Regions from separate parts of the Homo sapiens genome. Here region 2 is linked to region 1. The links are chromatin contacts, found by Hi-C or POLR2A ChIA-PET in ENCODE. All regions are on one chromosome and are shown on one strand. The core of a region is the stretch at or near the end of the contact, and the rest is flanking DNA. Distances in the headings are between cores, read along the strand shown. Region 1 overlaps SIPA1L3 (signal induced proliferation associated 1 like 3). Region 2 overlaps SIPA1L3 (signal induced proliferation associated 1 like 3).

What was found. A loop is a pair of places that touch in the nucleus more often than their neighbours do. ChIA-PET counts read pairs that join two places held with the same protein, here RNA polymerase II (POLR2A). Pooled maps may share reads with other maps.
Region 2: a map of endothelial cell of umbilical vein shows a loop between it and region 1 (4-fold over the local background). The contact joins two enhancer-like sites. A Hi-C loop is called at or near these places in 3 of 168 maps with a recorded cell type or tissue (B cell, GM12878 and endothelial cell of umbilical vein), 31 of 37 single-sample maps with no recorded cell type and 8 of 50 pooled maps. POLR2A ChIA-PET finds 5 or more read pairs at or near these places in 19 of 52 experiments (AG04449, AG04450, B cell and 15 more).

What each region holds. Positions count from the first base shown.
Region 1 is chr19:37,959,497-37,964,460 of GRCh38, reverse strand. All of the region lies in intron 1 of SIPA1L3 (signal induced proliferation associated 1 like 3), which reads right to left. Among named protein-coding and RNA genes, the nearest start is that of SIPA1L3, 55 kb to the right of the region's middle. RefSeq lists an enhancer at 983-1,483 and a silencer at 1,957-2,206. Within about 2 kb of position 2,185, at least 5 of the 41 ENCODE cell types and tissues checked have a DNase peak (open chromatin) inside an H3K27ac peak, as active enhancers do; they include B cell, OCI-LY7 and endothelial cell of umbilical vein, where a contact is called at or near this core.
Region 2 is chr19:38,001,648-38,005,968 of GRCh38, reverse strand. All of the region lies in intron 1 of SIPA1L3 (signal induced proliferation associated 1 like 3), which reads right to left. Among named protein-coding and RNA genes, the nearest start is that of SIPA1L3, 97 kb to the right of the region's middle. RefSeq lists enhancers at 1,431-1,550, 1,957-2,488. Within about 2 kb of position 2,513, at least 36 of the 41 ENCODE cell types and tissues checked have a DNase peak (open chromatin) inside an H3K27ac peak, as active enhancers do; they include B cell, OCI-LY7 and endothelial cell of umbilical vein, where a contact is called at or near this core.

The DNA of each region.
Region 1 (4,964 bases), core at 936-3,435:
TTTAGCTGTGATAATTATATCACCGTTGTGTTTCTAAAGAGAAATTTTCTCCTTTTATCTTATTTTTTTGAGACAGGATCTTGCTCTACCACCCAGGCTGGAGTACAGTGTCATGAACATGGCTCACTGCAGTCTTGACCTCCCGGGCTCAAGCAACCCTCCTGCCTTAGCCTCAGACCACAGGCATGCACCACCATGCCTAATTTTTAAAAAAATTTTCTGTAGAGATGGGGTCTTGCCATGTTACCCAGGCTAGTCTCAAACTCCATCCTGTCTCCACCTCCCAAAGTGTTGAGATTACAGGTATGAACTACTGCATTCAGCCTCTTCTCCCTTTAGAACTATTTACTGAAATATTTATGGGTGAAGGGAAATATGATATATGGTACTTGCCTCAAAACAATGGGCTGAGGAGTGGGCAAAGTCAGAATATAAACAAAATAAGCTTGGTCACACCTGGATAATATAAACTCCACTTCTTATATGTTTGCAATTGTTCATACTAAAAAGTAAAATTAAAAAACAAAAACCAAACCCAACAACTCAAAAAGCTTCCAAATTGACTGAAATATGTAGCTAGAGCTACATATTTAAAGTTTGGAAATTTGGAAAGACTTCTGGGTATGTCTTAAATTAAAGAGAAAATCAAAAGTCAAAGCTGCTAACCAGACTTCTGGAATGGGGAAGTGGAGAGGAGCTCAGAAAAGTATTTCCCACCAAAATCAACAATGAAAGTAGACAGAATTGCCAAACACAACCATTTGAGGATTCTAGAAATCAACCAAAGGCATATAACTACCCAAGAAGCAGTTACTCAAAAACTCAATAAATAAACGCTGAACTTCAAGTAAGAACAGTGGGAACATGTGGCGTTTAATTTGGGGTTCCTCCCATCACACGCACCAGCTCCATCAGTTTGACCAAGGCAGAGCAAGCCATGAAAACTTTGTGGCTGGACTGGGGCCTAGTGCCAAACAAATGGGGAAGACCAACATCACAGCTAGACTGTGGTTACGATCTGGCTGGAGCCAGCAGCAGGCCTGTAGACCAGCCAGAAATTTAGCAGGAAGATCCAGGGAATGAGATAGCCACACAAGGCCTTGGTAAGGTCCCATGCAGCCCTGCTGGTCTGGAACAATGTGCATATATACAAGGTTGCACACAAGCTCCAGAGAGACTAGAGGGGGCCCTTGCTGTCCACACATCCCTGGCCCAACATGAGGCCTTGAGAGTGTGCAAGGGAGACACCAGATGGCCAGGCAGAAAGTAATGGCTGGGGCCGACTCAGGAACTGCTTGGAAAAAAAAAAGGAAGAAACTGAACTTTGAAAATATTCCCCAACCCACAGACACAGATCCATTGGCAAAGGATGGAAGCTTTATTGGCTCAAGGTGTTTCAGCACAACCTTTAATCTGACCACTAAACCATGCTGAACCAAAGGCAACCCCTAGTAAGTTATGCTTAAAATTAAAACAATTTTTTTAAAAGAGAAAAGAGTCTATACCACAAGGGGACAAACTCCAAAGAATTAGCCCAGGATACTCAGTAAACAAAACAAAAGGAGAAAAATGGCAACGGCAACCATGGCCTGGAAGGTAGAAATCAGAATCCACAGCTGCTACAGTGTATGATCTAAAATGTTCAGTGTTCAACAACAAAACAAACTGAGGCTGGGTGAGGTGGCTCACGCTTGTAATCCCAACACTCTGGAAAGCCAAGGCAGGAGGATCGCTTGAGCCCAGGAGTCTGAGACCAGCCTGGACAAGATAGGAAGACCCCATCCCTACACGTATGCATGTGTGTGCACACCCTCGCCAAACACACAAAGCTGGGCATGGTGTTGCATGCCTATAGTCCCAGCAACTCAGGAGGCTGAGGCAAGAGAATCATTTGAGCCCAGGAAGTCAAGGCTGAGAAGAGCCATGATCCTGCCACTGCACTCTGGCCTGGGCAACAGAGTGGAACCCTATCTCAAAAAAAAAAAAAAAAAAAAAAAGGCCGGCTGCAGTGGCTCATGGCCAAGCACGGTGGCTCACACCTGTAACCCCAGCACTTTCAGAGGCCGAGGCGGGCAGATCACCTGAGGTCAGGAGTTTGAGACCAGCCTGGCCAACATGGGGAAACCCCATCTCTAGTAAAAATACAAAAATCAGCCAGGCGTGGTGGCGCAGGCCTGCAATCCCAGCTACTCGGGAGGCTGAGGCAGGAGAATTGCTTGAACTCCGGAGGCGGAGGTTGCAGTGAGCCAAAATCGTGCCACTGCACTCCAGCCTGGGCAACAGAGTTAGACTCTGTCTCAAAAAAAAAAAAAAAGAATGAAAGAAAAATTGTGAGACACACAAACAGTAAAATGTGACCCATACTCAGGAAATGAATCAGTTAATAGAAATTGCCTTCTAGACGGCTTACAAGTTACATTTCAAACAGCTATTATAAGTATGTTCAAAGATAAATAAAATAACATTTAAAGAATTAAAGGAAAGTAGAAATAATAAATAGAAATTAGAAAAAAAGCAATGGAAATTCTGATAACTGAAATAAAAAATTCACTAGAGGGGCTCAACGGCAGATTTGAAAAGAACCAGTGGGCTTAAAGATAGATCAAAAAAAGTATATAATCTGTACAGAATTTAAATAATCTGTAAGAAAGATTGAATACGAATAAACAGGCCTTCAGAGACATGAGGGACATCATCAAAGGCATCAAGACAGACATAATGGGAGTCCTATGAGAGGAGAGAGAAAGTGCCAGAAAAAAAAATCTGAACAAGTAATAGCCCAAAACATCCCAAATCTGATGGAACACATTAGTTTACACATCCAAGAAGGCCAAGAAACTCCATATACAATAAATAGAAAGAGAGCCACACTGGACACAACGTAGTCAAATTGGTTTTCGTGTTGTTTTGTTTTTAAACATAGTCAAATTGTTGAAAGACAAAGACAAGGAGAAAAGCTTCAAAGTAGGAAAAGAAAAAGTCTACACACAGGGAGCATCAGTACAAATGACAGCTCATTTCCCACCACAAACAATGGAGGCCAGAAGACATCAGGATAGCATTTTCAAAATGCTGAAGAAAAAAAAACTGTCAAATAAGAATTCTATAGCCAGCAAAACTATCCTTCAAAAATCAAGGTGGAGAAGGGCACAGTAACTCATGCCTGTAATCCCAGCACTTTGAGAAGCCCAGGTACGAAGATAACTTGAGGCCAGGAGTTTGAGACCAGCCTGGGCAACACAGCGAGATCCCCATCACTAAAGAAAAATTTTAAATTAAAAAAAAAAAAAAGGGTTGGGCACGGTGGCTCACACCTGTAATTCCAGCACTCTGGAAAGCCAAGGCGGGTGGATCACTTGAGGCCAGGAGTTCAAGATCACCCTGGCCAAGATGGTGAAACCCCATCTCTACTAAAAATACAAAAATTAGCCAAGTGTGGTGGCGGGTGCCTGTAAGCCCAGCTACTCAGGAGGATGAGGCGGGAGGATCCCTTCAACCCAGGAGGTGGAGGCTGCAGTGAGCCAAGGTCACACCACTGCACTCCAGCCTGGGTGACAGAGCAAGACTCTGTCTCAAAACAAAAAAAAATATATTTTTTTTTAAAATTGGCTGGGTGCAGTTGCTCATGCCTGTAATCCCAGTACTTTGGGAGGTCAAGGTGGGAGGATTGCTAGGGTCCAGGAGTTCAAGACCGGCCTGAGCAACATGGCAAAACCTCATCTCTACAAAAAATTTAAAAATTAGCTGAGTGTGAGGCTGGGCGCAGTGGCTCACGCCTGTAATCCCAGCACTTTGGGAGGCCAAGGCAGGCGGATTGCAAGGTCAGGAGATCGAGACCATCCTGGCTAACAAGGTGAAACCCCGTCTCTACTAAAAATAAAAAAAAAAAATTAGCCAGGCGTGGTGGTGGGCACCTGTAGTCCCAGCTACTCGGGAGGCTGAGGCAGGAGAATGGCGTGAACCCAGCAGGCGGAGCTTGCAGTGAGCCAAGATCATGCCACTGCACTCCAGCCTGGGCAACAGAGCCAGACTCTGTCTCAAAAAAAAAAAAAAAAAATTAGCTGAGTGTGGTGGCGCGCACCTATAGTCCCAGCTACTCAGAAGGCTGAGGTGGAGGATCGCTTGAACACAGTAGGTTGAGGCTGCAGTTCAGTGCACTCCAGCCTGTGCTACAGAGCAAGACCCTGCACCAAAATCAATCAATCAAGGCAAAATAAAGGCATTCCCAGACAAAGACTGAGAGAATTCACTGCTAGAAGATTTGATCTGTAAGAAATATTACATAAATCCTTTAGGCTGAAAGGAAAAGAGGCCATATAACTCCAATTTACAATAAGAAAGAAAAAACATGAGAAAAGGTAAATACATGGGCAAATATAAAAGATGGCATAAATACATTTTTTCTTTTCTTCTCGACTGATTTAAAAGATGTAAGATTTCATAAAATAATTATAAAACCATACTGTGGGGCTTGTAACATGTGACAATAATAACACAAAAGAGGGAAAAGAAAATGAAACTATATTAGAGCAAAATTTCTATATTTAACTAGAACTAAGTTTTAATATTAATCTGAAGTAGGCTGTGATAAATTTAGACGCATGCTGTGATCCCTAGAGACCCAATTAAAAAAAAAAAAAAAAGAAAGTTTTTTAAAACCCAACAAAATAAAAATGAAACACTAGAAAATATCTGCTTATCAGAAAGACGGCAATAAAGGGAGAATAAAAGGAGGAAAAAAGATGTGAGGCATACAGAAAACAGCAAAAATGACAGATGTTAATCCAAACACACCAACAATCACATCAAACGTCAATGAATGAAATTTACCCTTTAAAAGTGTGTAATTCACCATCACCACAACCTGAGCTTAGAAAATTTTTATCATCTCCAAAATAAACTCTGTACTCCTAGCAATCACTTTCCATTTCCTGTTCACAGCATCCCCAGCCCTCAGCAAACAC
Region 2 (4,321 bases), core at 1,264-3,763, 41 kb before region 1:
TTAAGCAATCTTCCCCCCTCAGCCTCCCAAGTAGCTGGGACCACAGGTGCACACTAAAATGCCCAGCTAATTTTTGTATTGTTTGTAGAGATGGGGTTTCAGCATGTTGTCCAGGCTGGTCTCGAACTCCTGGCCTGCAGCAGTCTGCCCACCTCAGCCTCCCACAGTGCCAGGATTCCTAGCTGAGTGACAGGCAAGTCACTGTGCTCCGCTTTCCCTTTCTCCTTATGTCACTATTATCACTTCATTCATTCCCTTAGCAAAGTTTAGTAAGGAGCATATTTGGTGGAAAGGGTCATACCTTTAACAAAACAGATTTGGTTCCTGCCTTTATGGAGCTGACATTAAGGGGAGGGGGAAGCCCTGATCAGGTCAGATGAGTAGCTCAGGGAAGAAGGGCGGGGTGGGCTTCGGAGCAACCCCCTGGGAGTGTGTTGAAGGAGACATCTGAAGGAGGAGTCGGCATCAGCCAGGCCAGAAGGGCAGGGGTAGTGGGCAGCACGGTGGGAGAACCAAGAAAGCAGCCCAGGAGCAAGGCGAAGACATGGTGCATTCAAGGAAGGCAGGCCCAGCAGCTGGAGCGCAGTGCACAGGGATCTGCAGGATGAGGCGGGAGTGGGGGCGGGTGGCAGGCAGGGGCCAGAGCAAGCAGGGTCTGGGGGGCCACACTGAAGAGCTGGCCTTCCTGTAGAGAGTTGCAATGAGGTTTTAGTGTCACTACAGTCAAGAAGTGTGGCCCAATTGCTGTCCTTTGGCATCCTGCTTAAATGATTCCAGCTTAGAGGTCCTATGAAGATGTTATAGTAGGCACGTGGCAGGGGACAGAGGGAGCAATGACTTCATCCCTGCCTGTAGCTGATTGGCCGGGGGTGGGTGGGGGACATCTGACTCAGCTGAGCCTGTCAAAAGAACCCTTTCCTCGGCCCCGGTTAGTCCGGAGGGAGACATCCTCCACTCCTCGGGTTGTTTTGGACTCGGGCTGAGAGAACATGCGGTGACTCTCTCTGGGGGCCTGTACTGAAACGTGTATTGCTCAGCAGTCTGTGATGGCCAGGCTTCCTGTCCAGTAGAATACAAAGCAGAAAGACAGACTGAATATAAGAGAATGAATAACGCAGATCTAGAGGTGGGGAGTGAACAAGTGAGGAAGAGAATGCAGATACAGTGGCATGTGTGTCCTGGTTCCAATCCCAGCACCCAGCCCGCCCTTCCTCTATGGCAGGTTTTGCAACCAGCCTGCTAGTGTGAGCTCACCCCTCTTATTAGTGATTGGTTCGGGGAAGATCACATGACCAGTGCTAGTCCAATCAGACAGGAGCTCTGAGGTTTTGCATGATAGTTCGGGACAGATACCTTCTTTTTCTTTCAGGACAGGGATAAGGACACAAGCCTGAGCGGGTCCTGGCAGCTGGTGTGCAACTTTCAGGGGAGCCACGTTTGAGGATGACACTGACATCAGAGGGAACAATAAAGAGACAGAAGGAAAATGGGTCACTGGCAATAGCCCCAGGCTCCTGGACCAGCCAGCCCAGACATCTGCCCCACCTCTGGGCTTTCCAGTTGAATGAGCCAATCCTTTCCCCTAAAATTTATGTCTATTTGAGTTGGTGTTTTTGTTACTTGCAACCAAGTAACTGACTGGTCCTGAGGCTTTCTTCAGGTCTCTGGGCCGCCCCAGGAGCCTCTGGTTAAATGCCCACTTTTTGCCTAAATTGCTGCAGTACAGGAATTTGGCCAATGACTCAACTTGCCGAACTTGCCCACCGCCTCCCCAGCTCTAGAATGGGGATAATTATATACACTTGATTGAGCTGTTAAATGGATTAAAAGTGATTTAAAGACTGTCTAGCACACTGTAAATTCTCAACACGTTAGCAATTACTATTCGAAAGCACTGAAGGGTAGCTGAAAAGTCCCAATCCCAGTGAGCAATCAGCCACATCCCTCCCCTGTCTTGTTTGTAGTTCCTTTGTTCAGGTCAACAAGTCCCCTCCTCACAAACAGTCCCAGAGAACAGCTAACCCAGTTTCTGTCAGAAGGGTGGCAAATCTGGCCTGGGGGTGGGGGTGGGGGATGGATCTGAAATGAAAGAGATTTGACTCAACTTCCCGGTTGCTGGGTGGCGGAGGAAGCCCTCATGAGCTCATTTCTCTACCAAATACAAGCTGGGGTCTAAAGTTTCAAAACACAGGCTGGGGCACGCTGGCACAGTCCCGAGAGAGGACAAAGGAAAGAGGCGGGATGGAAGAGAAACCGCCACATGGCAGGTTCCACAACGAGCTCTCTCGGGAGGAGGCTCCTGGGCTGGATTCCAGCCACATCCGTTCTCTGGGCAGCTACGAGGCAGCAGGAAAAAGGGACCCTGCCACGTCTGTATTTACAGCTGGGAACTGGCGGTGGCACGGGAAACTCGGAAATAAACTCAAGTCAGGAAGTGAGAGGTGCAAGCTGCTTCCATAGCAACGCCCATCTGGGGATCCCTGCCCACAGCCGGAATCATTCAGAAGTGGGGCTTATCTAGAGACATACACCAAATTCACGTTTTCCATTTGCACCCAGAAAATGACACTTAAACTATACTTCCTTGGGGAGCCTCTGTGAATCTCCCTGTACTACAGCTTGAAAAATCCCATTCTTCTTCAGAGCACGCAGAACACAGTACTTATCCATATGGCTCTGCGGTTCTTGTGTTTTCTCCCTGGCTGTGGGCTCCACCAGGGAGGAGCTGTGCCTGCCTTGCTCATTGGTGCCTGGCCCAGAGTAGGGTCTTCAGTTGATGTTTACTGAATAAACTCTCCTGTTTTCAGTCTTATTTTTATTTTATCTTTTGAGATGGAATCTCACTCTGTTGCCCAGGCTGGAGTGTGTGAACTCGGCTCACTGCAACCTCCACCTCCTGGGTTCAAGCCATTCTCATGCCTCAGCTTCCCGAGTAGCTGAGACTACAGCAGCATGCCACCACGCCTGGCTAATTTTTTTGTATTTTTAGTAGAGATCGGGTTTCACCACATTGGCCAGGCTGGTCTCGAACTCCTGGCTTCAAGTGATCCACCTGTCTTGGCTCCCAAAGTGCTGGGATTACAGGCATGAGCCACTGTGCCCTGCCAGCACACCAGTGTTAACAGCAGCATTATTCACTATAGCCAAAAGGTAGAAGCATCCCAAGTGTCCATCAACAGATAAATAGATAAGCAAAATGTGAGATATATATATATACATATAAATTTTTTTTTTTTTTTTTTTTTTTTTTTGAGATGGAGTCTCGCTCTGTCACCAGGCTGGAGTGCAGTGGCGTGATCTCAGCTCACTGCAACCTCCGCCTCCCAGGTTCAAGCGATTCTCCTGCCTCCTGGGATTACAGGCGCACGCCACCACTCCCAGCTAATTTTTGTATTTTTAGTACCGACAGGGTTTCACCATGTTGGCCAGGATGGTCTCAATCTGTTGACCTTGTGATCCGCCCGCCTCAGACTCCCAAAGTGCTGGGATTACAGGTGTGAGCCACCGCACCTGGCCACAAAATGTGATATATACATATCATTATTATTTAGCCTTAAATATGAATTGGAATATTATTTAGCCTCATAAAGGAAGGAAATTCTGATATATACAACATGAATGAACCTTAAAGACATGATACTAAATAAAATATGCCAGCCACAAAAGGACAAATACCGGATGATTCCACTCATAGGAGACACTTACATTCGTCAATCTCATAGAGACAGAAAATAGAAAGGTGGCTTCCAGGGACTGGGGTCTTGGGGATGGAGAATATTGTTTTTCAGAGACAGAGTTTCAGTTTACAAGATGAAAAATGTTCTGTGGATGGATGATGATGGATGCACAACCATGTGCATGTACTGAATGCCACTGAACTGCACACGTAAGGTACATTTTTTTGGTAACTATATCTATCAGTAATGTAACTGGGCATAATAAAATTTCAGAAAATTAAACACTTGACTTCTAGGTTACTAAATGAGTTGTGCATATTTTCTTTTTTACAGTTTCCTTAAAGGTATAACTGACAAATAAAAACTGTTCATACTTAAGGTGGACAACTTGTATATACATATACATTGTGACAAAATCACCACAATCAAGCTAAAGCTAATTATAAAATATAAAAAAAATTTGTTATGTATATTGTGCCACAATAAAAGTTTTAAATGGTTAATTTTGTGTTATGTACATTTTATCATATTTTATCATAATAAAAAAGTACTAAAAAACTGCAGGGCCAGGCACGGTGGCTCATGCCTGTGATCCCAGCACTTGGGGAGGCCAAGGCGGCAGGATTGCTTTGAGCCCAGGAATT